Linked DNA regions of Homo sapiens: region 1 is linked to region 2. A link is an interaction called in ENCODE POLR2A ChIA-PET data of the cell type or tissue named here. Cell type or tissue: K562. All regions are shown on one strand. Each heading gives the region's core, and the rest is flanking DNA. Links, peaks and the distances in the headings are about the cores only. Region 1 overlaps BAZ1B (bromodomain adjacent to zinc finger domain 1B). Region 2 holds the start of TBL2 (transducin beta like 2).

Evidence for each region. ChIA-PET counts read pairs that join two places held together with the same protein. Peaks named below come from ENCODE experiments on the same cell type or tissue, not always from the same donor. Only the 100,000 strongest peaks of a DNase experiment are listed, where the experiment ranks them.
Region 1: POLR2A ChIA-PET joins it to region 2 with 5 read pairs; 11 of 35 experiments call an interaction of 5 or more read pairs at or near these places.

The regions. Positions count from the first base shown.
Region 1 is chr7:73,493,647-73,508,906 of GRCh38, reverse strand. BAZ1B (bromodomain adjacent to zinc finger domain 1B) reads left to right here. Exons shown (of 20, transcript NM_032408.4): 3 at 436-580; 4 at 10,209-10,410. It also overlaps the pseudogene RNU6-1198P. Among named protein-coding and RNA genes, the nearest start is that of BAZ1B, 21 kb to the left of the region's middle. In K562, for the core only: no CTCF peak of the experiment used is centred there; no DNase peak of the experiment used is centred there.
Region 2 is chr7:73,577,974-73,593,233 of GRCh38, reverse strand. TBL2 (transducin beta like 2) reads left to right here and starts at 14,655. Exons shown (of 7, transcript NM_012453.4): 1 at 14,655-14,814. The coding sequence starts at 14,685. MLXIPL (MLX interacting protein like) reads left to right here. Exons shown (of 17, transcript NM_032951.3): 17 at 1-32. RefSeq lists enhancers at 4,663-5,163, 5,164-5,664, 14,004-14,073 and a silencer at 14,404-15,043. In K562, for the core only: no CTCF peak of the experiment used is centred there; a DNase peak (open chromatin) is centred at 5,233; H3K4me3 peaks cover 150 bases.

The sequences.
Region 1 (15,260 bases), core at 5,813-10,812, 87 kb after region 2:
CAAGTAGCTGGGACGATAGGCACCAGCCACCATGGCCGGCTAATTTTTTATATTTTTAGTAGAGATGGGGTTTCATCGTGTTAGCCAGGATGGTCTTGATCTCCTGACCTCGTGATCCACCCGCCTCGGCCTCCCAAAGTGCTGGGAATACAGGCGTGAGCCACCGCGCCCTGCCCAAAAGTTAAGTCTTAAAAGAGGTTAGGTGCAGTGGTGCATGCCTGTGGTCCCAGCTACCTGAGAGGTAGGAGGATTGTTCGAGCCCAGGAGGTGGAGGCTAGTGAGCTATGATTGTGCCACTGCACTCCAGCCTTGGTGACAGAGCGATAAATGTTTGAAATGTTTGGAAAAGAAAGAAAGAAATGTTTGAATTGACTTGAATTAAATCTCTGGGTAGGTGTTTCTGTGTTTTCTTGATAACTAATTACATTTATTTAGTTTGAAGGAGGAGTTTCCTGCCTGGTATGAGAAGCTTGTTCTGGAAATGGTTCACCATAACACAGCCTCCTTAGAGAAGTTAGTAGATACTGCTTGGTTGGAGATCATGACCAAATATGCTGTGGGAGAAGAGTGTGACTTCGAGGTGAGTGCCTGTTCGTTTCTGATTTGACTTACCATCAGAATTAGAGCTGTCATCGTAGGTTACAGAACACATTTCTATGTGTGTAAAACTGTGTTATATTTAGTATTATATTTAATGTTAAGTATTAATACTTTACGTTAATACTTGTGTGTTTTCTTGGTTTTGTTTTTTTGAGATGGAGTCTCACTCTGTCGCCAAGGCTGGAGTGCAGTGCGCAATCTTGGCTCACTGCAACCTCATTCTCCCGTGTTCAAGTGATTCTCCCACCTCAGCCTTCTGAGTAGCTGGGACTACAGGTGTGCACCACCACGCCCGGCTAGTTTTTTGTATTTTTGGTAGAGACAGGGTTTCACCATTTTGGCCAGGCTGGTCTCAAACTCCTGACTTCAGATGATCCACCCACCTTGGCCTCCCATCAATTATTATAAGGACTAAATTTTATTTTTATTTATTTGTTTAGAGACAGGGTTTTGTTCTGTCACAGAGTCTAGAGTGCAGTGGTGCAGTCATAGCTCACTGTATGTAGCCTTGGACTCCCTGGCTTAAGCCGTCCGCCCACCTCAGCCTTCTGAGTAGCTGGGACTGCAGGCATGTGCCATCACTCTTGGCCTTGAACCAAATTTTAGAACCACATTCATCACTGAGAATGTTTTAGTATTGTAATAATTGCAACACTTTGTTGTACTGGTCTGTCCTTTGTCTTTTTCATCCTTTTTTGATAATTCTGTTATTTTGTCTTTTTGGTTTTGATTTTTCTTTTCTTTTTTTATTTTTCGGAGACAGGGTCTTAGTCTGTCATCCATGCTGGAATAGTGCAGTTTCGCGATCTTGGCTCATTGCAACCTCTACCTCCTGGGCTCAAGCGATCCTCTCATGTCACCCTCCATGTAGCTGGGACCACAGGTGTGCGCCACCATGCCTGACTAATTTTTTGTATGTTTTGTAGAGATGGGATTTCACCATGTTGCCCCAGCTGGTCTCTAACTCCTAAACTATTCTCTTGGCCTTCCAAAGTGCTGGGATTACAGGCATGAACCACTGTGCCCAACCCATGCAATGACCATGCTAATCTTCTCCATATTATTCCAGTTTCATTATATGTGCTGACAAAGTGAGCACATAATTGTTACTATGTTGAAAAGACTTGCAGGCCGGGCGTGGTAGCTCACACCTGTAATCCCAGCACTCTGGGAGGCTGAGGCAGGTGGATCACGAGTTCAGGAGATCGAGACCATCCTGGCTAACACGGTGAAACCCCATCTCTACTAAAAATATAAAAAATTAGCCGGCCGTGGTGGCGGGCGCCTGTAGTCCCAGCTACTCGGGAGGCTGAGGCAGGAGAATGGCGTGAATCTGGGAGGCGGAGGTTGCAGTGAGCCGAGATCGTGCCACTGCACTCCAGCCTGGGGGACAGAGCAAGACTCCATCTCAAAAAAAAAAAAAAAGACTTTAAGACTTTTTTTTTTTTTTTCTTTGAGGTGGAGTCTCGCTCTTGTCGCCTAGGCTGGAGTGCAATGGCGTGATCTCGGCTCACTGCAACCTCCGCCTCCCTGGTTCAAGTGATTCTCCTGCCTCAGCCTCCCGAGTAGCTGGGACTACAGGCGCCTGCCACCATGCCCTGCTAATTTTTTATTTTTGGTAGAGACGGGTTCTCTCCATGTTGGTCAGGCTGGTCTTGAACTCTCGACCTCGGGTGATATGCCTACTTCAGCCTCCCAGAGTTGGGATTACAGGCGTGAGTCACTGCGCCCGGCCTCAGACATGTTTAATCCAAGTCCTCGCTGTAATGAGAGTTGGACTTTTTCTACTTAAATTTTTTTTTTTTTTTAAGATGGAGTCTCGCTCTGTTGCCTAGGCTGGAGTGCAGTGGCATGATCTCAGCTCACTGCAAGATTCGCCTCCTGGGTTCACGCCATTCTCCTGCCTCAGCCTCCCGAGTAGCTGGGACTACAGGTGCCCACCACCACCCCCGGCTAATTTTTTTGTATTTTTAATAGAGACGGGGTTTCACTGTGTTAGCCAGGATGGTCTCAATCTCCAGACCTTGTGATCCACCTGTCTCGGCCTCCCAGAGTGCTGGGATTACAGGCATGAGCCAGTGCGCCCGGCCTTATTTGTTTTTTAATTATCCAGTCAAAATAGCTAAAGGATAACTATTACAAAAGTGATACCGAACACTAAAGCAATCCCTGTATAATCTTGTAACAGCTGAAAGTAAGATTCAGGAGAAAAAACTAAACAGTTGTTAAATATCTATCTGTATGTACTTGACACTGGGCTAATTGCTTTACATAATGTCTTGCAGAATTTGCACGGAAATCTTGAAGTGGTAGGTAGCCTTGTACATTTAAATGACATGTTGAGGTTGATACATACTAGTTATGAGTGCTTTCAGCCGTTATGTAGCGAAATTGTAATAATAGTCCGTAGTTCTCAAACTTTGGTGTGATACTTAAGCTACTGAAAATGCGTTCTTGGCTGGGCATGGTGGCTCAGGCCTGTAGTACCAGCACTTTGGGAGACCAAGGTGGGCAGATCACCTGAGGTCAGGAGTTTGAGACCAGCCTGGCCAACATGGCGATACCCTATCTCTCCAAAAAATACAAAAATTAGCCAGGTATGGTGGTGCATGCCTGTAGTCCCAGCTACTCGGGAGGCCGAAGTGGGAGAATTGCTTGAACTGTTTTTTTTTTTTCCCTCTCAGGACAAATGTTTAATTTGCTTCTCCATCATGCTTGAACTGTTCTTCAGCCCATTCCTTGAGAGTTCAGAAGGTCTAGGATAGACCTAACATTTTTCAGTTCTAACAGTCTGCAGGGTGGTAGTGATGCTGTTACATGAGGTACAACACTTTAGTAGTACTGGCTTAAACAAGACAGACGTGATTATCTCATGTAGTAAGTCTTAGATAGTTCCAAGTTTGGTATAGAGGCTGAATACTATTGTCAAGACCTAGACTTTCTCTGTCTTTCTGTTCTGTTCTTCTCAGTGTGTTGAGTTCTGGTCCTTAGCTTTGCTGTCCCCTGAGTTGTGAAAAAATGTGACTGTATTCAGAGTGAGGGAATACTTATCAAAGCAGGCTAAGAAAATCTTTCCAGAAGCATATCTGGAAAAATCTTTCTTGAAGCATAAAATAGAAAGCTCCACCCTTTATCTTTACATGTTATTGGCTAGACCTTGGCTTACATAACCACCCAGAGCTGCAGCGGGGGCTGAGAAAGAGAGTATCTTCCTTTGTATTTAAGTCTCAAAAGAGACAGGCTGGCAAGAGAGAAGAGGGAGGGAATAGCTTGGTAGCTAGCTCAGCAGCAGTTTGTGCTACAATAGCCAGTACTTGATGGGGCCAAGATTCACACCTGTCTCTCTGGTTTCAAAGTTCTTGTTCTTTCTTTGTTTCAATAATTTACTCTGACTCCTTTCTATCTCCTAGCTAGTTCTTTTTTATTTGTCATGTCTGGCAGTACTAGTGGGGTTTTTGTTTCTTTGTTTGTTTTTTATTGAGACAGGGTCTTGCTGTGTCTTCCAGACTGGAGTGCAGTGGTGTGATCATAGCTCACTGCAGCCTCAGCCTCCCAGGCTCAAGCAGTCCTCCCACCTCAGCCTCCCGAGTAGCTGGGACTGTAGACACTCAAAACCATGCCTAGCTAAGTTTTTTTTTCTTTTGAGACAGAGTCTCGCTCTGTCGCCCAGGCTGGAGTCCGGTGGCGCGATCTCGGCTCGTTGCAAGCTCCGCCTCCCGGGTTCATACCATTCTCCTGCCTCAGCCTCCCAAGTAGCTGGGACTACAGGCACCTGCCACCATGCCTCGCTAATTTTTTTGTATTTTTAGTAGGGACGGGGTTTCACCGTATTAGCCAGGATGGTCTCGATCTCCTGACCTCGTGATCCACCCGCCTCGGCCTCCCAGAGTGCTGGGATTACAGATGTGAGCCACCACGCCTGGCCGCCTAGCTAAGTTTTTTATTTTTTATAGAGAAACAGGGTCTTGCCATGTTGTCCAGGCTGGTTTCAGACTCCTGGACTTGCATGATCCTCCCACCTTGGCCTGGCAAAATGCTGAGATTACAGGCATGAATCACTGTGGCTGACCATTAGTGGGTTCTAATCACATACTTTATATCAGTCAGTGTCCTGGCAGGAAACAGATGGCATACTCAAATGTAATTGAATTGAGTTTAATAAAGGGGCTGTTGACAGCAGACAGCAGTCTGATCAGGGTTAAGGAAAACTTAACAAGGAAAGGTTGAGTGCCTCATACCTATCAGCAGTTGGGGAAGACTTTATCATTTCTAAACCCCAAGGAAGCAGAGGGAGGGAGTGGGTACAGGAACTAGAAAAGAGTAGCTGCTGTTGTTGAAGAGTACTATGGTAGTGAGAGAAAACTGTAACTGTAACCATCCTCCTAGGGAGGCATTTGGAAATAAACACCCCAAGGATGCTTTACTTCCATCTCCTGGTTTTCTGCTCATGCTCCCTATGAACTGAACTCACCAGAATCTAGAGGGCAAGGGGAGTCTTGGTGGAGGCTGTAAAGGTCAGCCTATTTAAGCATAGAGCCAGGTAGAGAAGGATGGAAATGGAATTGACATGGCAAAACGAAAATATTTTGCACACATCTGCAAGGTGAAAGAAGAAATGTTTGAGGAAAGATGGGCTGAACCCAATGGCTCCTGCCTGTAATCCCAGTACTTTGGGAGGCTGAGGCGGGAGGTTGGCTTGAAGCTAGGAGTTTGAGACCAGCCTGGGCAACATAGGGAGACCCTGTTTCTACAAAAAATAATAAAAATTGGCCGTGCATGGTGGTGCATTTCTGTAGTCCCAGCTACTTGGAAGACAGGCAAGAGGATCGCTTGAACTCAGGAGTTCAAGGCTGCAGTGAGCTATGATCGCACCACTGTACTCCAGCCTGGGCAACATAGCAAGACCCTGTCTCAAAAACAAAAAAAAGAGGAAAGGGAAGAGATACTAGGGAAGTATGTATGTCCATAAACATGAAAATATGTTTAAACTCATCAATAATGCAGGAAATCTAATCGAAACCATAGTGAGATAATGTATACACATCAGATTAATAAAGAAAAAAACTTGCTGCCAAGTTTTGACAGGAATGTGGAATTGCTTATAGTGTAAATAGCACATATATTTTGGAAAGCACTCGGCATTGCTGAATACAATTGGTTATTATACATACCCTTTGACTAAGGATTTTTGCTTGAGTATTTACCCTCAGTTTTGCCGCAGGAAATCTGTGTAAGTATATTAATAGAATTGTTCATAGTAGTCCAATGAGGAGATAACCCAGGTAGCCATCAGTAGTTGAATGGATAAACAAATTGTTAAGCCACACAATACTCTATAGCAGAAAAAATGTGAACTTGAAAGAAGTCGCAGAAGAATACAGTATGATTACATTTATAGAAGGCTCAAAGCAGGCAAAACTAACTCAGAATGTTTGTTATCACTGTCAGGAGGAGAGGAGAGAGTTGTTTCCACCTGTGCGTAGGCTTACTGGGAGATTCTGAGGTACTGTTAATATTCTTTTCTTTTTTGAGACAGGGTCTGGCTCTGTCGCCTAGGCTGGAGTGCAGAGGCACAACCTTGGCTTACTGCAACCTCCACTTCCCAGGCTCAAGCCATCCTCCCACCTCAATCTCCCAAGTAGCTGGGACTGTAGCTATAATGCCTGGCTAATTGTATTTTTTTTTTTTTTCCTCATCCTACAGTCCAAAGGCACTGGCTAATTTTTGTATTTTTTGTAGAGATGGGGTTTCACCAAGTTGCCAAGGCTGTTCTTGAACTCCTGAGCTCAAGCAGTCCTCCTGCTTTGGCCTCCCAAAGTGTTGGGATTGCAGGTGTGAGCCACTGGGTCTGGCCACTATTAATGTTAAGTATTTTAACCTGTATGGTGGGTACACAGGTGTTCATTATTTATAAAAATGTTTTGCACTCTAAGTGTGATAAAAAAAAAAGTAGATATGATGGACATTGGAAGCGTGCCACAAACATTGTCCCAATATAGAGGGGTTTATCCCAGATATTTATTGATGACCGGCTATGTAGATAGCATGTTTTGGGTGCTGGAAAAACAGTAGTGACCAAAATCCACAGTTGTTTCTGTGTGTTTAGCATTGGTGATGAGGCCAGGTGCGGTGGCTCACACCTGTAATCCCAGCACTTTGGGAGGCCGAGGCAGGCAGATCACGAGGTCAGGAGTTCAAGACCAGCCTGGCCAACATAGTGAAACCCTGTCTCTACTAAAAATACAAAAATTAGCCAGGCATGGTGGCGCGTGCCTGTAGTCCCAGCTACTTGGAAGGCTGAGACAGGAGAATTGCTTGAACCCAGGAGGTGGAGGTTGTAGTGAGCCAAGATTGCACCACTGCACTCCAGCCTAGGTGACAGAGTGAGATTCCGTCTCAAAAAAAAAAAAAAAAAAAAATTCTTGATAAGAACTATGAAAGAAAAGCACAGAGTATTTATTAAAGTTTATAATCAGGGGAATCTAGCTTAGAACCAGAATTGGTGTTGATCCAGTAAAGCTCCTCTGAGGAGGCAACATTTAAGGTGAAGCCTGTAGGTTGAGTAGGATATATCCATGGGAGAAGGGGGCATTGAGTATTTCAGGGAGAGAGAACAGGGTGTGTGAAGGCCTTTAGACAGAAGGGAACTTGATGGTCAGGAACGGGGTTTCTCAACGTTGGCATTACAAACTTTAGGACAGATGATTCTAGTGGGTGCTGTCCTGTGCATTGTAGGGTATTCAGCAGCATACCTGGCCTCTATCCACTAGATGCCAGTAGCACCCTCTCAGCTGTGAAAATCAGACATTGCCATATGTCTCGGGGAAAGAAAGGAAAAGAGGTATGACATAATTACCCCTGTACTGTACTGGGAAAACCATTGTACTGGAAGAACAGAGAAAAATCAGTGTGGTTGGACTACAGAAGGAGGGAGGATGGTGGGAATGGTAGTATCAGGTAGCCAAGGGCTAGATCTTGTACAGGTTGTCAAAGGTTAGGTCATGGTTTGAAATCTGTTGTTTTTGTTTTTGTTTTGTTTTGTTTTGTTTTGAGGCGGAGTTTCATTCTTGTTACCCAGGCTGGAGTGCAATGGCGTGATCTTGGCTCACCGCAACCTCCGCATCCCAGGTTCAAGCGATTCTCCTGTCTCAGCCTCCCGAGCAGCTGGGATTACAGGCATGCGCCACCACACCCAGCTAATTTTGTATTTTTAGTAGAGACGGGGCTTCTCCATGTTGGTCAGGCTGGTCTCGAACTCCCGACCTCAGGTGATCCGCCTGCCTGGGCCTCCCAAAGCGCTGGGATTACAGGTGTGAGCCACTGCGCCCGGCCTTGAACTCTGTTGTTTTTGGTTTTGGATTTATCATAAGGGTTGCTTTGCAAAAATGGTTTGAACTCTGTTTTTTTTTTTTTTTTATAAACAGAGTTTTGCTTGTTGCCCAGGCTGGAGTGCAATGGCGCGATCTCGGCTCACTGCAACTTCCACCTCCCGGGTTCAACTGATTCTCCTGCCTCAGCTGCCTGAATAGCTGGGATTACAGGTGCCCGCCACCATGCCCAGCTACTTTTTGTATTTTTAGTAGAGACGAAGTTTCACCATGTTGGACAGGCTGGTCTCAAACTCCTGACTTCAGGTGACCCACCCACTTCAGCCTCCCAAAGTGCTGGGATTACAGGCATGAGCCACTGTGCCCGGCTTGGTTTGAACTCTTAATGAGCATTGGAAAAGCTTTGTAGAGTTTTTTTATTTTTATTTTTATTTTGTGAGATAAGGTCTCGCTGTGTTGCCCAAGCTTGAGTGCGGTGCACAATCATAACTCCCTTCTTCTTCAACGTCCCAGGCTCAAGTGATCCCCTTACCTCAGCCTCCCTAGTAGCTGGAATCACTGGCATGCACCACATCCTCGCCTGGCAAATTTTTTTGTGTTTTTTGTAGAGATGAGGTTTCACCATGTTACCCAGGCTGGTCTTGAACTCCTGGGCTCAAGCAGTCCACCCACCTTGGCCTCCCAAAGTGCTGGGACTACAGCCATGAGCCACCATGCCTGGCCAGTGTTTTTGTTTTCTTAACAGTATTTTTTGAAGAGCAGTTTTTAGTTTTGTTGAGGCTGAATAGAAAAGCAAATAAACCTTAAATATATCTATAATTATATTAAACATAAGTAATCTAAACATTTCAATTAAAGGGTAGACATTGACCAGGTGTGGTGTGTGCCTGTAGTCCCAGCTACTTAGGAGGCTGAGGCGAGAGAATTGCTTGAGCCCAGAAGTTCAAGGCCAGACTCGGCAACATAACAAAAATCTCATTTCTTTAAAACAATAACAGAACAGTAGAAATACTCATTTTGGGCAGAAAAAGCAAGACCAAATGGTATTGCTGTGTATAAGAGAGAAACACATAGAATAAAAGTGAAAGAATGGAAAAATACATGCCATGTTAACATAAGTCAAAAGAAATCTGAAGGGGCTATGTAAGTATCAGAGGATAGATTTCAGATTAAAGAATATAACCAGGGATAAAGAAGTAGCAAGTCATTTTATAATGAAAAAAATGAGTCAGTTTGTCAAGAGGACATAGCAGTGGTTCGCAGCCCTCTAATGCCCCAAGATAGGGTCTCACCCTGTCACCTAGGCCGGAGTGTGGTGGCACTGTCATAGCTTACTGCAGCCTCAAAAACCTGGGCTCAAGCGATCTTCCTGCCTCAGCCTCCTCCGTAGTTAAGACTATGGGAACACGCCATCATGCTTGGCTAATTTTATTTTATTTTGTAAAGATGGGGTCTCCCTATATTGCCCAGGCTAGCCTCAAATTCCTGGGTCTGGCCGGGCATGGTGGCTCATGCCTGTAATCCTGGCCCTACACAGTTGATTTTTGATAGAGGTGGAAAGGTAATTAAGTAGAGAAAGGTGTTATTTCAACAAATGGTTCTGGAACATTTGTATATCCATATACAGTTGATTTCTTTTTTTTAAAATGTAGGCCAGGCACCGTGGCTCACGCCTGTAATCCCAGCCCTTTGGGAGGCTGAGACAAGCAGATCAGTTGAGGTCAGGAGTTTGAGATCAGCCTGGCAAACATGGTGAAACCTCGTCTCTACTAAAAATACAAAAATTAGCCTGGCACGATGGTGCGTGCCTATAGTCCCAGCTACTCCGGAGGCTGAGGCAGGTTAGAATGGCTTGAACCCAGGAAGCGGAGGTTGCAGTGAGCCGAGATCATACCACTGCACTTCAGCCTGGGTGACAGAGAGAGACTGTGTCTCAAAAAAAAAATAATAATAAGTAAATACATACAAAAATGTAAATTCTTGAACTGTATTCACATATTTTAGGCTGGTACAGTGATTGCCCTTTGGCCTTGTATATTGGCATTTTACATGAATCATGAACCTAGATTGTGATCATTTATTTCATTTTTTTAGGCTGTCATATTTCAACCTAGAAGTCTGAGAAAAAAAGTTGAAAACACTTCATTGTACTTGGATACTTTACTGTTTCAATCACCTTTTGTTAGTTGAGGAGGCATGTATATTGGATGATATGTTCTAAACATCTTCAGGTTTCTGGGTGTTTATTATCTCTGATTTTCTCTACTACCTCCTTTATAGGTTGGGAAGGAGAAAATGCTCAAGGTGAAGATTGTGAAGATTCATCCTTTGGAGAAAGTGGATGAAGAGGCCACTGAGAAGAAATCTGATGGTGCCTGTGATTCTCCATCAAGTGACAAAGAGAACTCCAGTCAGATTGCTCAGGACCATCAGAAGAAGGAGACAGTTGTGAAAGAGGATGAAGGAAGGAGAGAGAGTATTAGTATGTTTGATATTAGCTTTCCTTAGTGTTTTATGAGATCCTGTTTATTTTATTATGAACACATCTTTTAGGGTTCTCTAGCAACTAAATGTGTGATTTTTTATGTAGACATGATTTTGTTCATTTATGATTCATAGAACAACTAAAATGTCCACAACATGAAACACTTGAATATCCCTAAATAATTAAGACCATTGGGAAGTCGTTTCCTCTAGTTGCTTAGAAAGCTCTATGCAGGGCTGGGTGCCGTGGCTCATGCCTGTAATCCCAGCACTTTGGGAGGCTGAGGAGGGTGGATCATCTGAGGTCAAGAGTTCGAGACCAGCCTGGTCAACATGGTGAAACCCTGTCTCTACTAAAAATACAAAAATTAGCGGCTTGTGGTGGTGGGTGCCTATAATCCCAGCTACTCGGGAAGCTGAGGCAGGAGAATCGCTTGAACCCAGGAGGTGGAGTTTGCAGTGAACTGAGATCGCACCATTGCACTCTAGTCTGTGCCACAAGAGCAGGGCCACAAAAACAAAACTCCATCTCAAAAAAAAAAAAACAAAACACAAAAGCTGTGTGCACATTGCTAGCTACTCAAGATGGCAAGGAAAGTCTGCTTTCCTTTCGTCTTGAAGTGGAAATATGTATTTATGTATTGGGGGGTGATCAAGGTAGGAAGAGCAAATTCTAACCCTGATCTTCACATTATAAGCCAATGTGATGGTTTTAGGTACAGCTCACCCTTGAACAACATAGGTTTGAACTGTACAGGTCCACATATGAATGGAATTTTTCTTTTTCTTTTTTTTATGGCACTTAACCCATCTCTCAATATTTTTTCAATGAATGTATTGGAAAATTCTTTGGAGGCTTGTGACAGTTTGAAGAAACTCAGAGACGAACTGAGTAACCTAGAAATATTGTAAAAAAAGAACAAAGAGTTAGGTATGTCATAAATGCATAAAATACATGTAGATACTAGTCTATCATTTGCTACCATAAAATATATACAGAAATCTATTATAAAAAGTTAAAATTTATCAAAACTTACACAGACCATACCTGGCACCATTCTCAGTCAAGAAAAATATGAAGATTCAGTATTAAATAATAACAATAAAATGAACTGTAGTACGTACTATACTACTGTAATCATTTCCTAATGACCTCCTGTTGCTGTTGAAGTGACCTCAGTCATTTTATGTGATGCTAGTTCATCTCTCTAGTAAAGTGCTAATTGTCCTAGTGTCCTTTTTTGGCTTTTCATAGATAAGGTCTTGCTCTGTCACCCAGGCTGGAGTGCAGTGGTACGATCATGGCTCACTGCAGCCTCGACATTCCTGGCCGAAGCGATCCTGCCACCTCAGCTTCCCAAGTAGCTGGGACCGTAGGCATGCACCACCACACCCAGCTAATTTTTGTAGGTTTTTTTTTTTTTTTTTTGTAGAGGTCAGTTCTCACGATGTTGTTCAGGCTGGTCTTGTACTCGTGAGTTCAAGCGATCCTCCTGCCTTGACCTCTTTTTTTTGAAACAGGGTCTTACTCTGTTGCCCCCAGGCTGGAGTGGAGTGTTGTGATGACAGCTTAGTGCAGCCTGGACCTCCTTGTGGCCTCGGCCTCATGCTGAATTACAGGTATGACGCACTGTGCCTGGCTGTATACACAGGTTTTTGACTGCGAGAGGAGGAGAGGTCAGAGCCCTAACCCCCATGCTGTTCAAGGGTCAGTTGCACTTTTTTCTCTCCATAATCTGTAATCTAAGTCCCTCTCACACGGGAGCAGGTAAAATCCTGAAACTATGATGTCCTAGGGACCTGGAGACTCTAACAATAATGTTTTTAAATTTGAACAATTGAGATTTGGCTCACTGGGAAGACCGTTCAGCCTCTGAGGCCTTCATTAATAAAGAATTTGACTGGACTTGATTATTGTTGTCTCCAAAAATGTAGGTGCACCAAGTGTTTGGTGTGTATTGGTCTCCCTCCGCATGAGTATTAGAGGATCAAATGTTAGCTTACTATTTAACTGGTACAAACTTTGCATTAGAATGTGATGTTGTCTGTCTCCCATTCTATTTTGTGTGTCTAGATGTTTTGGATCTGTGCAGATGGTTTTTGAGGTACTTTCTTAATGTAGTTCGAAGCAAACTTCTGAGAGTGTCATTGTAGTTGGTCCATCCCAAGTTGTTGATACTTCAGTTTGTTTTCTCCTGTATTGTGAATGCTAACGTCTGTATTTTCCAGTTTCCCTCTTCTTTTTGATACTGAAGTTTTGTAATAAGGGCATTACTTGCAATTCCTTGAGGTTGAGAAGTGTTTTGGTTAGGAATATTCTCTCTGCTTTCCGAACATCAGTTTTATTGTGGTCTTACTTCTGCCTCTATATTCCTGAAATAGTTCCTATTAAGTTTACAAGTGTCCTCTTAATTGTCAAAAGCAGAGATTTCTTCTTGGCCTGTGTTGGACTTTTCTGTTATATTTATTAATATTTATTTATTTTTTAACGTTTAAGTTCAAGGGTAGAAGTGCAGGGTTGTTGCATAGGTAAACTTGTGTCATAGGGCTTGGTTGCATAGATTAATTATTTCATCACCCAAGTGTTAAGCCTAGTACCCATTAGTTGTTTTTCTTTAAAAGGCCTGAGTGTGTGTTGTTCCCCTCTATGTGTCCATGTGTTCTCATCATTTAGCTCCCACTTACAAGTGAGAACATGCAGTATTTGGTTTTCTGTTCCTGTGTTAGTTTGCAAGGATAATAGCCTCCAGCTTCATTCATGTCGCTGCAAAGGACATGATCTCATTCTTTTTTATGGCTGCATAGTATTCCATGGTGTATGTGTACCACATTTTCTTTCTTGTGTCCATTGTTGGCATTTAAGTTGATTCTGTGTCTTTGCTATTGTGAATAGTGCTGTATCTGTTACATTTAATACTGTTGGTCACTCATATCTCTTAGCTTGATACCACTGTCTCCTAGTGCTCCAGCTATTCGGTTTCTTTACTTCCTTCCTTCCCTGCCATTCCTTTGACTTTTTCCATAGGATTCTATTCTTTGCCTTCTGTTTTTCAGTTTGCATAGTGTAATGTTATATGCTATTCATGGCACAGTTTGAATTCTTAACTGTTTGTAGCCTGGTGATTTCCAAGCCTGGGTCAGACTTTTAACTGTAGACTTGATCTTTACTTGCCTGTCCTATATGCAATTTATTTATTTATTTATTTATTTTTGAGACGGAGTCTCGCTCTGTCACCCAGGCTGGAGCGCAGTGGCACGATCTTGGCTCACTGCAACCTTCGCCTCATGGGTTCAAGTGATTCTCCTGCTTCAGCCTCCCCAGTAACTGGGACTATGGGAGCACGCTACCACAACCAGCTAATTTTGTATTTTTAGTAGAGACGGGGTTTCACCATGCTGGCCAGGCTGGTCTCGAACTCTGGACCTCAGGTGATCTGCCCACCTTGGCCTCCCAAAGTGCTGGAATTACAGGCGTGAGTCACCACGCCTGGCCCCTCCTTTATGCAGTTTAGATTCAACATGTGTAAAGCTGAATTGACTTCACTCTTCTTGTATCCCAAGGCAGGTAAACAAGAATTGTTCTCTCATTCTTTTACTTGGCTCACCGTCCATCCACCTAGTGTCTAAGGCAGAAAAGTTAAAATACCTTTAACATTCTCACGTCTAGTTGGTCACGAACTGGAAGAATTTTGACTCTCTTTCCTTCTGTATTACAGTTACATTAGTTCAGATGTTTGTTTATTTTTGAGACAGGGTCTTGCTCTGTTGTCTAGGCTGGTGTGCAGTGGTGTGATCATAGCTCATTGCAGCCTCAACCTCCCAGGCTCAAGTGATCCTCCTGCCTCAGCCTCCTGAGTAGCTGGGACCACACGTGTGCATCACAACACCTTTCTAATTTTTTTTGTTTGTTTGTTTAGAGACAGGGTCTCACCATGTGGCTAAGGCTTGATTTAAACTCCTGGGCTCAAGCAGTCTCCCCACCTCAGCCTCCCAGAGTTCTGGGATTACCTGTGTGAGCCTGTGTGCCCAGCCTAATTCAGATGTTTAGCATTGTATCTTCCAATTTCCTTATCTTCAGTATCAACTTTCCATTTTATGTTCGTCTTCTTTTTGAGACAGAGTCTCGCTCTGTTGCCCAGGCTGGAGTGCAGTGGCATGATCTCGGCTCACTGCAACCTCCACCTCCCGGGTTCAAGCAATTCTTCTGCCTCAGCCTCCCGAGTAGCTGGGATTACAGGCACGTGCCACCATGCCCAGCTAATTTTTTCTATTTTTTGTAGAGACAGGGTTTCACCATGCTGGCCAGGCTGGTCTCGAATTCTTGAGCTCAAGTGATCCTTCTGCCTTGGCTCCTCAAAGTGCTGGGATTACAGGCACGAGCCACTGTGATGGGCCCCATTTTATATTGATCTTTCCAAAATGCACCGTAGTTAGTTACAGCCACAGTCTGTCATTGGTTCTCTAGTGCTAGCAAGACAAATTCTAATCTCTTTAAATGGTATACAAGGCCCTTTCTAATATGGCCCTGGCTTACCTTTTTGAATTTTTTTCACTGTAGTATACATCATATTTAACCACACCTTATTGCTTGCAATCTGCAATCTCTGAACAGGTCATATCGTATTCTCTCTCTCTCTCTTTTTTTTTTTTTTTTTGGAGACAGGGTTTCACTCTGTCTCTTAGTGTGGAGTGCAGTCGCAAGATCAGGGCTCACTGCAGCCCTGACCTCCCAGGCTCAAGCCATCCTACCCTAGCCGCCCAAGTTGCTGTGACTACAGGCATGTGCCACCACACCTGGCTAATTTTTTGTATTTTTTATAGAGACAGGGTTTCACCATGTTGCCCAGG
Region 2 (15,260 bases), core at 3,253-8,252:
AGAATTCTTGACCAATAAAAGCAAAAACTGTCTGCTGGTTTGTTGGTGTGCTGGTCAGTGTCTCACACTGGGATGGAGAGAGAGCCTGTTGGCAGTGGGAAGTGGCTTTGCAGAGGGCCTGGGCATTTACTCTGAGCTGGAAGCAGCTGGAGGGCTTTGAGTGGAGGTGGGACAAGATCAGATGTAGTGGTGGCGAGCGCCTGTAGTCCCAGCTACTCAGGAGGCTGAGGCAGGAGGATCGCTTGAGCCCAGGAGTTCGAGGCTGCAGTGAGCTATGATAGCACCACTGCACTGTAGAGTGGGCAACAGAGTGAGACCCTGTCTCAAATAACAACAACAAAAAAGGCTGGGCACAGTGGCTCACACCAGTAATCCCAGCACTTTGGGAGGCCAAGGCGGGAGGATCATAGACCTCATCTCAGTAATAAAAAAGAGAAAAATAAATAAAAGAAAATCGGATGTAACTTTTTTTTTTTGAGACGGAGTCTCGCACTGTCACCCAGGCTGGAGTGCAGTGGCCCGATCTCGGCTCACTGCAAGCTCTGCCTCCTGGGTTCATGCCATTCTCCTGCTTCAGCCTCCCAAGTAGCTGGGACTACAGGCACCCGCCACCACGTCCAGCTGATTTTTTTTTTTTTTGTATTTTTAGTAGAGACGGGGTTTCACCGTGTTAGCCAGGATGGTCTCGATCTCCTGACCACGATTGTGATCCACCCACCTCAGCCTCCCAAAGTGCTGGGATTACAGGCGTGAGCCACCGCGCCCTGCCAGATGTAACTTTAAAAAAAAAAATTTTTTTTTTTTTGAGACAGAGTCTCGCTCTGTTGCCCAGGCTGGAGTGCAGTGGCGCAATCTCGGCTCACTGCAACCTTCGCCTCCCGGGTTCAAGCGATTCTCCTGCCTCAGCCTCCTGAGTAGCAGGGATTACAGGTGCGCACCACCATGCCCAGCTAATTTTTGTATTTTTAGTAGAGACGGGGTTTCACCATGTTGGTCAGGCTGGTCTTGAACTCCCGACCTTGTGATCTGCCCTCCTCAGCCTCCCAAAGTGCTGGGATTACAGGTGTGAGGCTGCCGCGCCCAGACAAAAAAATTTTTCTTATAAGAATAGAGTCAGCAGCCGGGTGTGGTGGCTCACGCCTGTAATCCCAGCACTTTGGGAGGCCGAGGCAGGCGGATCACAAGGTCAGGAGTTCGAGACCAGCCTGGCTAATATGGCAAAACCCGGTCTTTACTAAAAATACAAAAATTAGCCACATGTGCTGACACACGCCTGTAATCCCAGCTACTCAGGCTGGTCTTGAACTTTTGGGTTCAAGCAATGCTCCCGCCTTGGCCTCCCAAAGTGCCAGGATTACAGGCATGAGCCATGGCGTCTGGCCAGATGTAACTTTTTTACAGGAATCCCCTGGGTGCTGAGTTGAGACTAGGTGGATGCAGGGAGACCAGTTAGAGGACAGTTGCAGTCATCCAGGTGAGAGGTGATAGATTTGCTTCCTGGAGCTCCTCCCTCCATGGCCAGGAGACAGTTTGGAGAGGCTCGCTACCTTCAGAGTTGGAAGAAGGCAGAGCTGGGACCAAGGAGTGGAACCGACAGGGCATCCACTGGAACCACCCAGAAGGAGAATGTGCTCCCTTGGCGGGGCAGGTATGGAGGGTAGTGACCTCCCCGCTATGAGAGGTATGCATGCAGAGAGTGGATGGCCACTTAGTTGGGATGTCTTAGAAAAAACTGACAGCGGCCTGTGCGGTTGCTCACGCCACCCAACACTTTGGGAGGCCGAGGCGGGTAGATCACCTGAGGTCAGGAGTTCCGGACCAGCCTGGCCAACTTGGTGAAATCCCGTCTCTACTAAAAATACAAAAAAAATTAGCCGGGCATGGTGGCAGGTGCCTGTAACCCAGCTACTCGGGAGGCTGAGGCAGGAGAATCCCTTGAACCCAGGAGGTGGAGGTTGCAGTGAGCAGAGATTGCGCTACTCCACTCCAGCCTGGGTGACAGAGTGAGACTTCATCTCAAAAAAACATAAAAACAAAAAATAAAAAAACTGATCCTTCAGATGGGGCTGGGGTAGAAGGCCTCAGAGGCCCCAATATTTACTGAGTGCCTGCTATGGACTAGGCTGTGGTCTTGGCTCTGCAGATGCTGTTCACTACAGTATCTCTCTCTTTGTGGAGCTGACATTCCAGCCTGGCATGTTGGAATCCTCTCACGTTTCAGACCTTCTGGAGACATTTGCAGGACTGATGTATTCATGTTTATTTTTCATAGAGACAGGGTCTTGCTATGTTGCCCAGGCTGGTCTCACACTCCCTACCGCAAGTGATCCTCCCACCTTGGCCTTAGGCTTCCTGAAGTGCTGGGATTACAGGTGGCAGCCACCGTGCCTGGCCCATTTGCAGGATTTAAACAGCCTAAAGTATCTTCCATAGGTTTTCAGTTTCTCTCGTTCGTGCATAAGAAGAAGGAGAATCGCTGCCCGCAGATCTAGTATGGACTATGTGCCAAGCACTCCTATAAGCACTTTAGATTTTTGTTGTTGTTGTTATTTTTATTTTTAGTAGAGACAAGTTCTCACTAAGTTCCCCAGGCTGGTCTTCAGCTCCCAAGCTCAAGGGATCCTCCTGCCTTGGCCTCCCAAAGTGCTGAGATTACAGGCATGAACCACCACACCTGGCCACTTTATGTATATTAACTCACTTAATCCTCACAACACCTACCTCGTAGGCTTGCTGTGAGAACCTAAAAGGGTAAATATACACATATAGAGATTTACAGATTTATACATATATTTATAAATCTGTAAAATGGGGATAATAATTATATATTATATATATATTATGTTTGTATATTATGTTTAATAATATACAAAGATTATATTTATACATTATATTTAATATATTTTTATATATTATATTATATTTATAGTTTATATAAAATATGTATGAGTTAATATATATTCTACATATAAAGATATAGATTATATATAAATTTTTATATAGAGAATAAAGATTAAATAATTATATGTTAATCTATATATCTATATAATCTTTTTTTTTTTTTTTGAGACGGCGTCTCGCTCTGTCACCCAGGCTCGAGTGCAGTGGCGGGATCTCACCTCACTGCAAGCTCCGCCTCCCGGGTTCACACCATTCTTCTGCATTAGCCTTCCAGTAGCTGGGACTACAGTTGCCCACGACCACGCCTGGCTAATTTTTTGTATTTTTAGTACAGACGGAGTTTCACCGTGTTAGCCAGGATGGTCTCGATCTCCTGACCTCGTGATCCGTCTGCCTTGGCCTCCCAAAGTGTTGGGATTACAGGCGTGAGCCACTGCGCCCAGCCATATCTATATAATCTTTATATATAATATATAATATTACATTAATTTATATATTACAATTTGTATAACCTATACAATCTTTATATACAATATACTTTATATATTATATATAATATTTATATACAATATACTTTATATATTATATAAATCTTTATATACAATATACTTTATATATTATATATAATCTTTATATATTATAAATATATAGTTTTATATTTATAATATATAAATATATTACATTTTATAACTATATAGTTTTATATTTATAATATATAAATATATTACATTTTATAAAAATATATTTTTATATTTATAAAACCATATAAATATATTTTTATATTTATATTAATAAAACTATATAAATATATTTTATATTTATATTAATAAAACTATATAAATATATTTTATATTTATATCAATAAAACTATATAAATATATTTTATATTTATATCAATAAAACTATATAAATATATTTATATTTATATCAATAAACATAAATATATTTTATTTTTATATTAATAAATATAAATATATTTTATTTTTATATTAATAAATATAAATATATTTTATTTTTATAATAAATATAAATATATTTTATTTTTATATTAAATATAAATATATTTTATTTTTATATTAAATATAAATATATTTTATTTTTATATTAAATATAAATATATTTTATTTTTATATTAATAAATATAAATGTATTTTATATTTATAATATAAATGTATTTTATATTTATAATATAAATGTATTTTATATTTATAATATAAATGTATTTTATATTTATAATATAAATGTATTTTATATTTATAATATAAATGTATTTTATATTTATAATATAAATGTATTTTATATTTATATTATAAATGTATTTTATATTTATATTATAAATGTATTTATATTATAAATGTATTTTATATTTATATTATAAATGTATTTATAATATAAATACATTTATAATATAAATATATAATAAATATAAATATATAAATATATAAAATATATTGTTTATAATATATAGATTATATATAATATATAAGTTAAATATATTATATTTAATTTATATCTAATTTATCTATAAATTATATATAATATATACTTTAACAAATAAAGTACATATTTGTTTATAATGTATAAATATATTATAAATATATAATATAATTTATTATATATTATAATTAATATAATTATATATTACGATATAAATACATAATTATAATATAGTATATATGTATAATATATAATATGTAATATATAATTATATATTATAAATATACAATATAATTATATATACGTATTAAATACATATAAATATAATTATATATAATAGATAATATATATAATTTATAATATATATCATATAAATTATATATAATATATAATATAATATATAATATAATATATAATTATATATTATAATATATATAATATATAGTTATTATTCAGAGTTAGAAGAAGGCAGAGCTGGAACCGAGGCATGGAAGCTACAGGGCATTATATATATTTTATATATATTATATAATTATATACATTATATATAATATATATTATAAATATATAACACTATGTAAGAATGAGAATGAGTTGTAATAATTATCAGCATCCCCATTTTACGGGTGAGAAACTGAGACACAGACAGTTTCGGTCCCTTGACTCAGCTTGCTGGGCTGGTAAGCAGCCCAGCAGTGCCCACCCAACTGCCTTCGTCTGCCGTTGGCCGCTTCTCTGCTGTGACGGTGGCAGGTGCGCCCAGCCTTTCACGCATGCTCTTTGCTGCTGCAGACAGGCTGGCCGTGGCTCACCGCAAGGGAGGGTCCAGGCAGTGTATACGCTGCTGTTTTCACTCCCACGCGGCCAGAAGTTCCCCATCAAACATCCCCTTGACCCCGTGTCCCTTCCAGATGGCTTCTTCCCTTGAAAGAGTCATCTACACGTGCTCACTCTCCCTCCTCTCTTCCCTCTCCCCTCTTGGCTCCCCACGTTTGGGCTCCTCCTCCACCCTCACACCCCAGCTTCACCCCTGCGCTGACTCTGCTGTCACTGAGCTCACCTCTGACTGACCCGCTCCTTGCGAAATCCAGTGCCTGCTTCATAGTGCTATTCTGGTTTTTCTGCGGCCCTTGGGCCTCCGTCTTAAACCACTCTTTCCCTGGGAGTCCAGAATTCTCGGCCAGGCTCGGTGGCTCATGCCTGTAATCCCAGCACTTTGGGAGGCCAAGGCGGGAGGATTGCTTGAGGCCAGGAGTTAGAGACCAGCCTGGGCAACATAGTGAGACCCCATCTCTACAAAAAAATTAGCTGGGTGTTATGACATGGGCCTGTACCCCCAGCTACTCGGGAGGCTGAGCCCAGGAGTTCGAGGCTGCAGTGAGCTATGATTGCGCCACTGCACTCCAGCCTGGGCGACAGAGAGAGACCCTGTCTCAAAAATACAAAAAACAAAACAGAATTCTTGCCAAGCTCTCCTTTCCTCCTCCCTGCCAATGCCCTCCCAGGTCCTGCTGTGTGAGCCTCTTTCTAGGCCTGTCCCTTCCTTAGCCATTCCCTTCTTGCTCTCTGGCAAGCCCCAGGCCATCTCATCCCCTTCAGCCTCTCTGCAGAGGACCCCGACTCTGTATCTGCCTCGCTGTCTCCCCAGAGCTACACAACTACATGTCCGACCATCACCCTAACTTCTCCCTCTGAGCGCTCCGCAGCTCCCTTAACACTGACGGATCCCAATACAGAACTCACCACTTCCATAATCTTCCCACTCAAACCTGGTCCTCCAAGTGTGCCCCAGCCCTGGCACAGGCACCACCACCCGGACACTTGTGCAAGCTGGAAACCATCATCTTCAGCTCCTCCACACACCCCGCTGCCCTGCGCTAGCTGTCACTGAGGACGGAAGCCTGGCCAATTGAACATCTACCTTCATAGCCACCGCCCTGGTCCAATAGGACATCGCCTCTTCCATACATGTGCATTAGCCTCCTGTATCCCTTACAGTGAACAGCTTCTCAAACTTAAACATGCATTAATTATTAATAATGTGGGCCAGGCATGGTGGCTCACGCCTGTAATCCCAGCACTTTGGGAGGCCAAGGCTGGTGGATCACCTGAGGTCAGGAGTTCGAGACCAGCCTGGAAAACATGGTGAAACCCTGTCTCTACTAAAAATACAAAAAATTAGCTAGGCTTGGTGGCAGGCGCCCGTAGTTCCAGCTATTCGCGAGGCTGAGGCAGGAGAATGGTGTGAACCCGGGAGGCGGAGCTTGCAGGCTTGCAGTGAGCTGAGATTGCGCCACTGCACTTGAGCCTGGGCGACAGAGCGAGACTCCATCTAAAAAAAAAAAAAAAAATTAGCCTGGCGTGGTGGGCACCTGTAATCCCAGCTACTCAGTAGGCTGAGGCAAAAGAATTGCTTGAATCTGGGAGGCGGAGGTTGCAGTGAGCCGAGATCACGCCACTGTACTCCAGCCTGGGCGACAGATGAGACTCTGTCTCAAAAACAAATAAAATAAAATAAACGTGGTGGCTTTACTTTTTTTTTTTTTTTTTTTTTTGAGACAGGGTTTCATCCTGTCACCCAGACCAGAGTGCAGTGGTGCAAACGCAGCTCACTGCAGCCTCAACCTTCTGGGCTCAAGTGATCCTCTCACTTCAGCCCCTGCCAAACGCTGGGATCACAAGCATGCACCACCAGGCCTGGCTAATTTTTAAATTTTTCGTAGAGACTCTACAGACTTTTTTTTGTCTTGTTATATTGTCCAGGCTGGTCTCGAACATCTGGCCTCAAGCCATCCTCCCACCTCTGCCTCCCAAAGTGCTGGGATTACAGATGTGAGCCACCATGCCCAGCCAGTATGATGTTTAGACATCAGCATCTTCAAAGTGATTCCAATATGGAGCCATGGTCAAGAACCACTGTAATAGAGGCTTTGAGCTGCAAATTACATGTAGGGGTTCAAATTAGTTTAAATCAGTGCTTCTTAAACTGTACCATGCATCAGGATTAACTAGAGAGCTTGTTAAGGATCAGCTAGAGGGCCAGGCAAGTGGCTCACACCTGTAATCCCAACACTTTGGGAGGCCGAGGCAGATGGATCACCTGAGGTCAAGGGTTCAAGACCAGCCTGGCCAACTTGGCGAAACCCTGTCTACTAAAAATACAAAAATTAGCTGGGTGTGGTGGTGTGTGCCTGTAGTCCCAGCTACTTGGGAGGCTGAGGCAGGAGAATCGCTTGAACCCAGGAGGTGGAGGTTGGAGTGAGCTGAGATTACACCAATATACTCCATCATGGGCGACAGAGCAAGACTGTCTCAAAAAAAAAAAAAAAAAAAAAAAAGTACAGCTTGCTGGGCCCCACCTCCAGAGTTTCTGACCAAGTAACAGGTCTGGGATGGAGTCTAAGAATCTGCATTCCTGGCTGGGTACGGTGGCCTGTAGTCTCAGCCACTCAGGAGGCTGAGGCAGGAAGATCACTTGAGCCCAGGAGTTTAAGGCTGCAGTGAGCTATGATTGCACCACTGCATTCCAGCCTGGGCCACAGGGTGAGACGCTGTCTCAAAAACAGAATTTGCATTCCTAGTGCTGCTGGTCCAGGGACCTCACTTTGAGAACCACTACTTAAACAAGGTGGAAAGTTACCATTTCACCTAATGTAGAGAGGCCAGAGGTAGGGAGGACTCCAGACAATACAAGTTGGAGCTCGTGTGCTTCAGTTGTTTCTTTGGCTACTGTTTGCCTCTGACAAGGCCAGGCTTCAGGGCAGGTGTTCGAGGTGCTTTGTGATCCAACCCTGCTTTCCCTCCAGCCTCATTTCTCTCCATAGCCTCCCTCCCCTCACATCCCTAAAAGTCTTCAATCTCCAGTGGTACCTGGGACTCATCTTGCTTTGCTCTTGAAAGGTGTGATCAACCCATGAGGGAGGCAAGCTTAGGGATTCCTGTCTCTTTTTCTTTTCTTTTTGCTTTTTTTTCTTTTGTTGGAGACAGAGCCTCGCTCTGTCACCCAGGCTGGAGTGCAGTGATGCAATGTCAGCTCACTGCAACCTCCACCTCCCGGGTTCAAGTGATTCTCCTGCCTCAGCCTCCTGAGTAGCTGGGATTACGGATGTGCACCACCATGACTGGCTAACTTTTTGTATTTTTAGTAGAGACAGAGTTTCATCATGTTGGCCAGGCTGGTCTTGAACTCCTGCCTCAAGTGACCTGCCTGCCTTGGCCTCTCAATTTTCTTTTTTTTGAGACAGGTCTGTTGCCTGGCTGGAGTGCAGTGGCATGATCATAGCTTACCCACAGCCTTGAACTCCTGGACTCAAGCGATCCTCCTCCTGCCTTAGCCTCCTGAGTAGCTGGGACTAGAGGTGTGCACCACCACACCTGGCTAATTTTTTTTATACAAATGGAGTTTTGCTACTTTGCCCAGGCTGGTCTCAAACTCCTGGCCTCAAGTGATCCTCCTGCCTCAGCCTCCCACAGGCTGCGATTATAGGCATGAGTCGCTGTGCCTGGCCTCCTGTCTCCTTATTTACTTCTATTTTTTTTTCTTTTGATGGAGTCTTGTTCTGTCGCCCAGGCTGGAGTGCAGTGGCACAATCTTGGCTCATTGCAACCTCTTCCTCCTGGGTTCAAGTGATTCTCCCACCTCAGTCTCCTGAGTAGCTGGGACTACAGGCGCGTACCACCACGCCTGGCTAATTTTTGTATTTTTAGTAGAGACAAGGTTTCACCATATTGGTCAGGCTGGTCTTGAACTCCTGACCTCAAGATGATCCACCCACCTCGGCCTCCCAAAGTGCTGGGATTACAGGCATGAGCCACCGTGCCCAGTCAGAATCAGTTACTTCCACCTCCGTACCTCGGCTGGTTCTCGCTTTCCATGTAGCACTCCCTCGTGCTGTTTCACCTGTCTAAATGCCCATCCCTGAAGCTACAGTCAAGTCTCACTGCCCCTCAAGATCCATTGGCAAGTCCCCTGCTTCCTGATGCATTCAGCTTTCCTGAGTCCCGCTGTGTGTCCTCAGTTGTCCTTCCACGTATCAGTCTTGGCTTCCAACTGGGCTACATAAAACTTGAGAGTAAGAGCAAGGCCACGCCACAGCCAGAGTGGCTTGCTGGGAGGAGCATGGATTTTTTTTTTTTCTTTTTTGAGACAGGATCTCACTCTGTAGCCCAGGCTGGAGTGCAGTGGTGTGATCACAGCTCACTGCAGCCTCAAACTCCTGGGCTCAAGCAATCCTCCTGCCTCAGCCTCCTGAGTAGCTGGGACTACAGGCATGCACCACCACGCCTAATTTTTTTACTTTGTAGAGATGGGGTCTCACTTTGTTGGCCAGGCTGGTCTCAAATTCCTGGGCTCAGGTGATTCTCCTGCCTCAGCTTCCCACAGTGCTGGGATTACAGGCGTGAGCCACAGTGCCCTGCCCGAGTATGGATCCTGTAGTAGACCTGGGTTATTTCCCTTGCTTCCTTGTTGACCTTGGGCATATTATTTGATGTAAGCCTAGTGTTTCTCTCCATCTGCTTAAAAATTAAAATTATAACATGGCCTGTCTTAAAGGCCAACTGAATTCAAGGATATGAAAGAATTTGGTAGCCTCAACTGAGCTGTACAAAGAGAGGCTACTCTTTCTTCCTCTTACCCCACATCCACAGATTGCAGCCAGACAGGACATGTATTTGTCCCCAGGCTCACTCTCCACCTGTATGACCTTGGGAAAGTCACTTAACTTCCTAAAGCATCAGTCTCCTCATCTGTGAGAAGGGAATGTGAGCAAGTGAAATGAAACGCAAAGCTCCTGGATCAAACAGGTGCAGTGGCTCACTCCTGTAATCCCAGCAATTTGGGAGGTTGAGGGCGGGAGGATTGCTTGAGGCCAGGAGTTCTAGAGACCAGCCTGGGCAACATAGCAAGACCCTGTCTCTACAGAAAATTCAAAAATTAGCTGGGTGTGGTGGTGAGCACCTATGGTTCCAGCTACTTGGGAGGATGTGGTGGGAGGATTGCTTGAGCCCAGGAGTTTCAGGCTGCAATCAGCTGTGATTGCGCCACTGCACTCCAGCCTGGGCGACACAGTGAGACTCTCTTTATTAAAAAAATGCTCCTGGATCAATAAATGTCACATGCAAAATGCTTGGTAAATGAAATTCTTCTTAAAAGTGCATCTTTGGCCAGGCTTGGTGGCTCACGCCTTTAATCCCAGCACTTTGGGAGGTTGAGGCGGGAGGATCACTTGAGTTCAGGAGTTCGAGACCAGCCTGAGTAACATGGTGAAACCTTGTCTCTACAAAACACACACACAAAAATTAGCTGGGTGTGATGGTGCATGCCTGTAGTCCTAGCTACTTGGGAGCTGAGGCAGGATGATCGATTGAGGCAGAAGGATCACTTGAGCCCGGGAGGCGGAAGTTGCAGTGAGCCGAGATCATGCCATTGCATTCCAGCCTGGGCAACACAGTGAGACTCTGTCTCAAAATAAATAAATAAATAAATACTTTGAAAAGTGTAGCTTGTCTGTAGATGGTGTGAAGAAAGTGGCTTATGGCTGGGCCCACAGTCCTAAGTAGCAAGATAGGGAGGACAAGCCTCAGGATGCTCTAGACACCCCCTCGCACCCCTCCCTACCCCACTGCCCACAGCTGAGTCAATGCCAGTTTCCCGCAAAGGACAAAAGGGAAGGAAATGAGGCTGCTCCATTTGCTCTCTGACTGGATCCATTTCCTCCCCCAAGATTGTGGGTGTGTCTGTCTGTCATCTAGCCTCTGCAGCGGCCACTGTTCTCAGAGGGTCCTTTATTGCCGAAGGGCCTGGACTGTCAGGAAGGCAGGCTCCTGGGTGGGGATGGAAATGTTTGCAGCAGGAATCTCCAACTCTGGTACTTCGACTCACTCTGGGCTTTGGGACTGGGACACCCACGGAGCATGACTGTTCAACCCAAATTCTACCAATAAGTCTTTCAGATTGTCTCCTTGTTGGTGGAATTTGAATAAGTTCTGTAGATAGCATCAATGTCAAGTTCCTGGTTTTGATATTACACTGCAGTTATGCAAGATGTTACTACTGGAGGAAACTGAGAGGAAGAGTCCATGAGACCTCCCTGTTCACTTTTTCAAACCACTGTGCATCTTTATATCTTTTTTTTTTTTTTTTTTTTTTTTTGAGACAGGGTCTTACTCTGTTGCTCAGGCTGCAGTGCAGTGGCACGATCACAGCTCACTACAGCCTCGACCTCCCGGACTCAGGTGATTCTGCCACCTCAGCCTGCCAGTTAGCTGGGGCTATAGGCACATGTCACCATGTCTGGCTAATTTTTTTTTTTTTGAGACGGAATCTCACTCTGTCGCCCCAGCTGGAATGCAGTGGCACAATCTTGGCTCACTGCAACCTCCGCCTCCCAGGTTCAAGCGATTCTCCTGCCTCAGCCTCCTGAGTAGCTAGGATTACAGGTGCGCACCACTATGCCAGGCTAATTTTTGTATTTTTAGTAGAGACAGGGTTTCACCATGTTAGCCAGGCTGGTCTCGAACTCCTGACCTCAGGTGGTCCGCCTGCCTCAGCCTCCCAAAGTGCTAGGATTACAGGCATGAGCCACCGTGCCCAGCCTTAACTTTTTTTTTTTTTTTTTTGAAACGGAGTCTCACCCTCACCCAGGCTGCAGTGCAGTGATGCAATCACGGCTCACTGCAAAACCACCTCCCGGGTCCAAGTGATCCTTCTGCCTCAGCCTCCCAAGTAGCTGGGACCACAGGCATGTGCCACCACGCTCGTCTAATTTTTGTAGTTTTTGGTAGAGACGGGGTTTCACTATGTTGCTCAGGCTGGGCTCAAGCTCCTGGGCTAAAATCTGGGCCTCCCAAAGTGGTGGGATTACAGGTGTGAGCAATCACACCCAGCCTATTTATTTATTTTATAGAGATGGGGTCTTGCTATGTTGCCCAGACTGGTCTTGAACTGCTAGGCTCAAGCAATCTTCCCACCTTGGCCTCCCAAAGTGTTGGGGATCACAGGCTTTAGCCACTGTGCCTGGCGGCTGTAATTATTTTAAAAGAAGTTTTCTTCTTTCTTTCTTTTTTTATTTATTTTATATTTATTTTTGAGATGGAGTCTCACTCTTATCACCCAAGCCGGAGTGCAGTGGAGCAATCTTGGCTCACTGCAACCTCTGCCTCCCAGGTTCAAGTGATTCTCCTGCCTCAGCCTCCCGAGTAGCTGGGATTAGAGGCGTGGGACACCACGCCCAGCTAATTTTTGTACTTTTGGTAGAGACGGGGTTTCGCCATGTTGGCCAGAGACGGGGTTTCACCATGTTGGCCAGGCTGGTCTCGAAGTCCTGACCTCAGGTGATCCTCCCGCCTCGGCCTCCCAAAGTGCTGGGATTACAGGCATGGGCCACCGCACCCGGCCTTAAAAGAAGTTTTCTGGCCGGGCGCGGTGGCTCAAGCCTGTAATCCCCCAAGCACTTTGGGAGGCCGAGGCGGGCAGATCATGAGGTCAGGAGATCGAGACCATCCTGGCTAACACGGTGAAATCCCGTCTCTACTAAAAATATTTTTAAAAAATTAGCCGGGCGTGGTGGCGGGCGCCTGTAATCCCAGCTACTCGGGAGGCTGAGGCAGGAGAATGGCATAAACCCAGGAGGCGGAGGTTGCAGTGAGCCGAGATCGCGCCACTGCGCTCCAACCTGGGCAATAGAGCAAGACTCTGTCTCAAAAAAAAAAATAAGTTTTCTATGAAAAAATTTCCTGGTCTGGGCCAGTCGCGGTGGCTCACACCTGTAATCCCAGCACTTTGAGAGGCTGAGGCGGGCGGATCACGAGGTCAGGAGTTCAAGACCAGCCTGACCAATATAGCGAAACCCCGTCTCTACTAAAAAATACAAAAAATTAGCGGGGCATGCTAGCGGGCACCCGTAATCCCAGCTACTCGGGAGGCTGAGGCAAGCGAATCGCTTGAACCCGGGAGGCAGAGGTTGCAGTGAGCAGAGATGGCGCCATTGCACTCCAGCCTGGGCGACAGTGCAACGAGACTCCATCTCAAAAAATAAAAAATAAAAATAATCTCCCAGCTCGGCATGGTGGCTCACGCCTGTAATCCCAGCACTTTGGGAGGCCGAAGCAGGTGGATCACCTGAGGTCAGGAGTTCGAGACCAGCCTGGCCAACATGGCAAAACCCCCGTCTCTATAAAAAACACAAAAAGTAGCAGGGCATGGTGGCACGCGCCTGTAATCCCAGCTACTCTGGAGGCTGAGGCAGGAGAATCTCTTGCACCCGGGAGACGGAGGTTGCAGTGAGCCGAGACGCGTCACTGCACTCCAACCTGGGCAACCGTCTCAAAAGTAAATACATAAATAAATAAATAAAATAAGTTTTCTATTAAAAATTCTCCCTTTTAACTTTCGACTTGCCAGGCCAGCCCCAAATCCAGGCCCTCGTCACCTCCCTCTCGGATCCTTGAAGCCACTGCCGGTTTTCTGATTTTGGTCTTTTCACACAAAGGTCCATCCAGGGAATCCTCAGACACAGCTTTTGCCCCACCTCTCCCTGTAATGAGCAGCTTGTTGGATGGAGCCAGCGCTCAACGTCCCCCAGACCTTTCCGCCCCTCTAGCCATTTCCCACATCCCAGCTTCTCAGGTCTTTGCGGAGGCTGTTCCACTCCACGCGCCTGGCCTACTCTTCCTTAAAAGCCCATCTGAACTTTCGCTGATGCTGAGTTTCCTATCCGTTAAATGGTAATAATAATCCCCGCCCCGCTTCCTTGAAAGGATCCAGTGTGGTGATGGCTGGAATAATGCCTTTAATAAACAATTATCAGTGAGTTCTTCAGGAGGAGGCGTGAGCAGTGATCGCAAATCCCGCCTTCCTCCGCCCTCCGCAGCCCTGCAATCTCAACCGCCAGGCGACCCGCCCCTCGAAACGCACCAAGGGTCGAGCCCTGCCCCTCGAGATGTTCTACTTCCAGGCCCCGCCCCTCGAGACACTCTACCTCCGGGTTCTGCCCCTCGAGACGCTCTAACAACCCAGCCCCGCCCCTCGAGACGCGCTAACTCCAGACTCTGCCTCTCGAGGCGCTCTAATAACTAGGCTCGGCGGGTGGAGATGCTCTAACTCCAGGCCCCGCCCCTCGAGCGCCACAACAGCCGGGCCCCACCCCTTGAGGTGCTTTAACGGCCAGGCCCCGCCCTGAAGGCGTTGTAACAACCAGGCTCCGCCCCCAGGCGCTCTAACGGCCAGGCCCAGCCGCTTGAGGCTCCCCAACGGCCAGGCCGCGCCCCCGCGTGCGTGCGCGGCCCGGCAGAGCCGTGCGGGCGCCCGCGTACTCACTAGCTGAGGTGGCAGTGGTTCCACCAACATGGAGCTCTCGCAGATGTCGGAGCTCATGGGGCTGTCGGTGTTGCTTGGGCTGCTGGCCCTGATGGCGACGGCGGCGGTAGCGCGGGGGTGGCTGCGCGCGGGGGAGGAGAGGAGCGGCCGGCCCGCCTGTAAGTGGGGCCGGGTCGGGTGGGGGCGGCCCGCGGTGTCCCGGCTCCCGGCCTCCTCGTGGTCCGACCTGCGGTTTGGGCCCGCGGCTGGTGGGGCCCGGCGACTCCATGGGCCTCAGTTTCTCCTCTGGTAACGTGAGCTTCGCTTCCAGAGACGGGGACCCGCCTTGCCGGGTTAGGCGCACCTCCTGGGGCGGGACTGGCTCCAACCTGGGCCCCTTACTGCGGCTTTCTCTGTGGCCGAGGCCAGGCCGTCCCCGGGGTGGCCAGGAGAGCACCGTAAACTCTTCAGCCTGCTCCGTGGCCGCGATCTCGGAAAAAGCACCAATTCTGTGATGTGCAGCAGCATTTACTGGGCATCTATGACCCTGTGATAGGCTTTGGGGTCTTTTTCTGTAAGGAGTCCAGTAAAGGAGAAGTACATCTGTATTATGAACACCTAAATA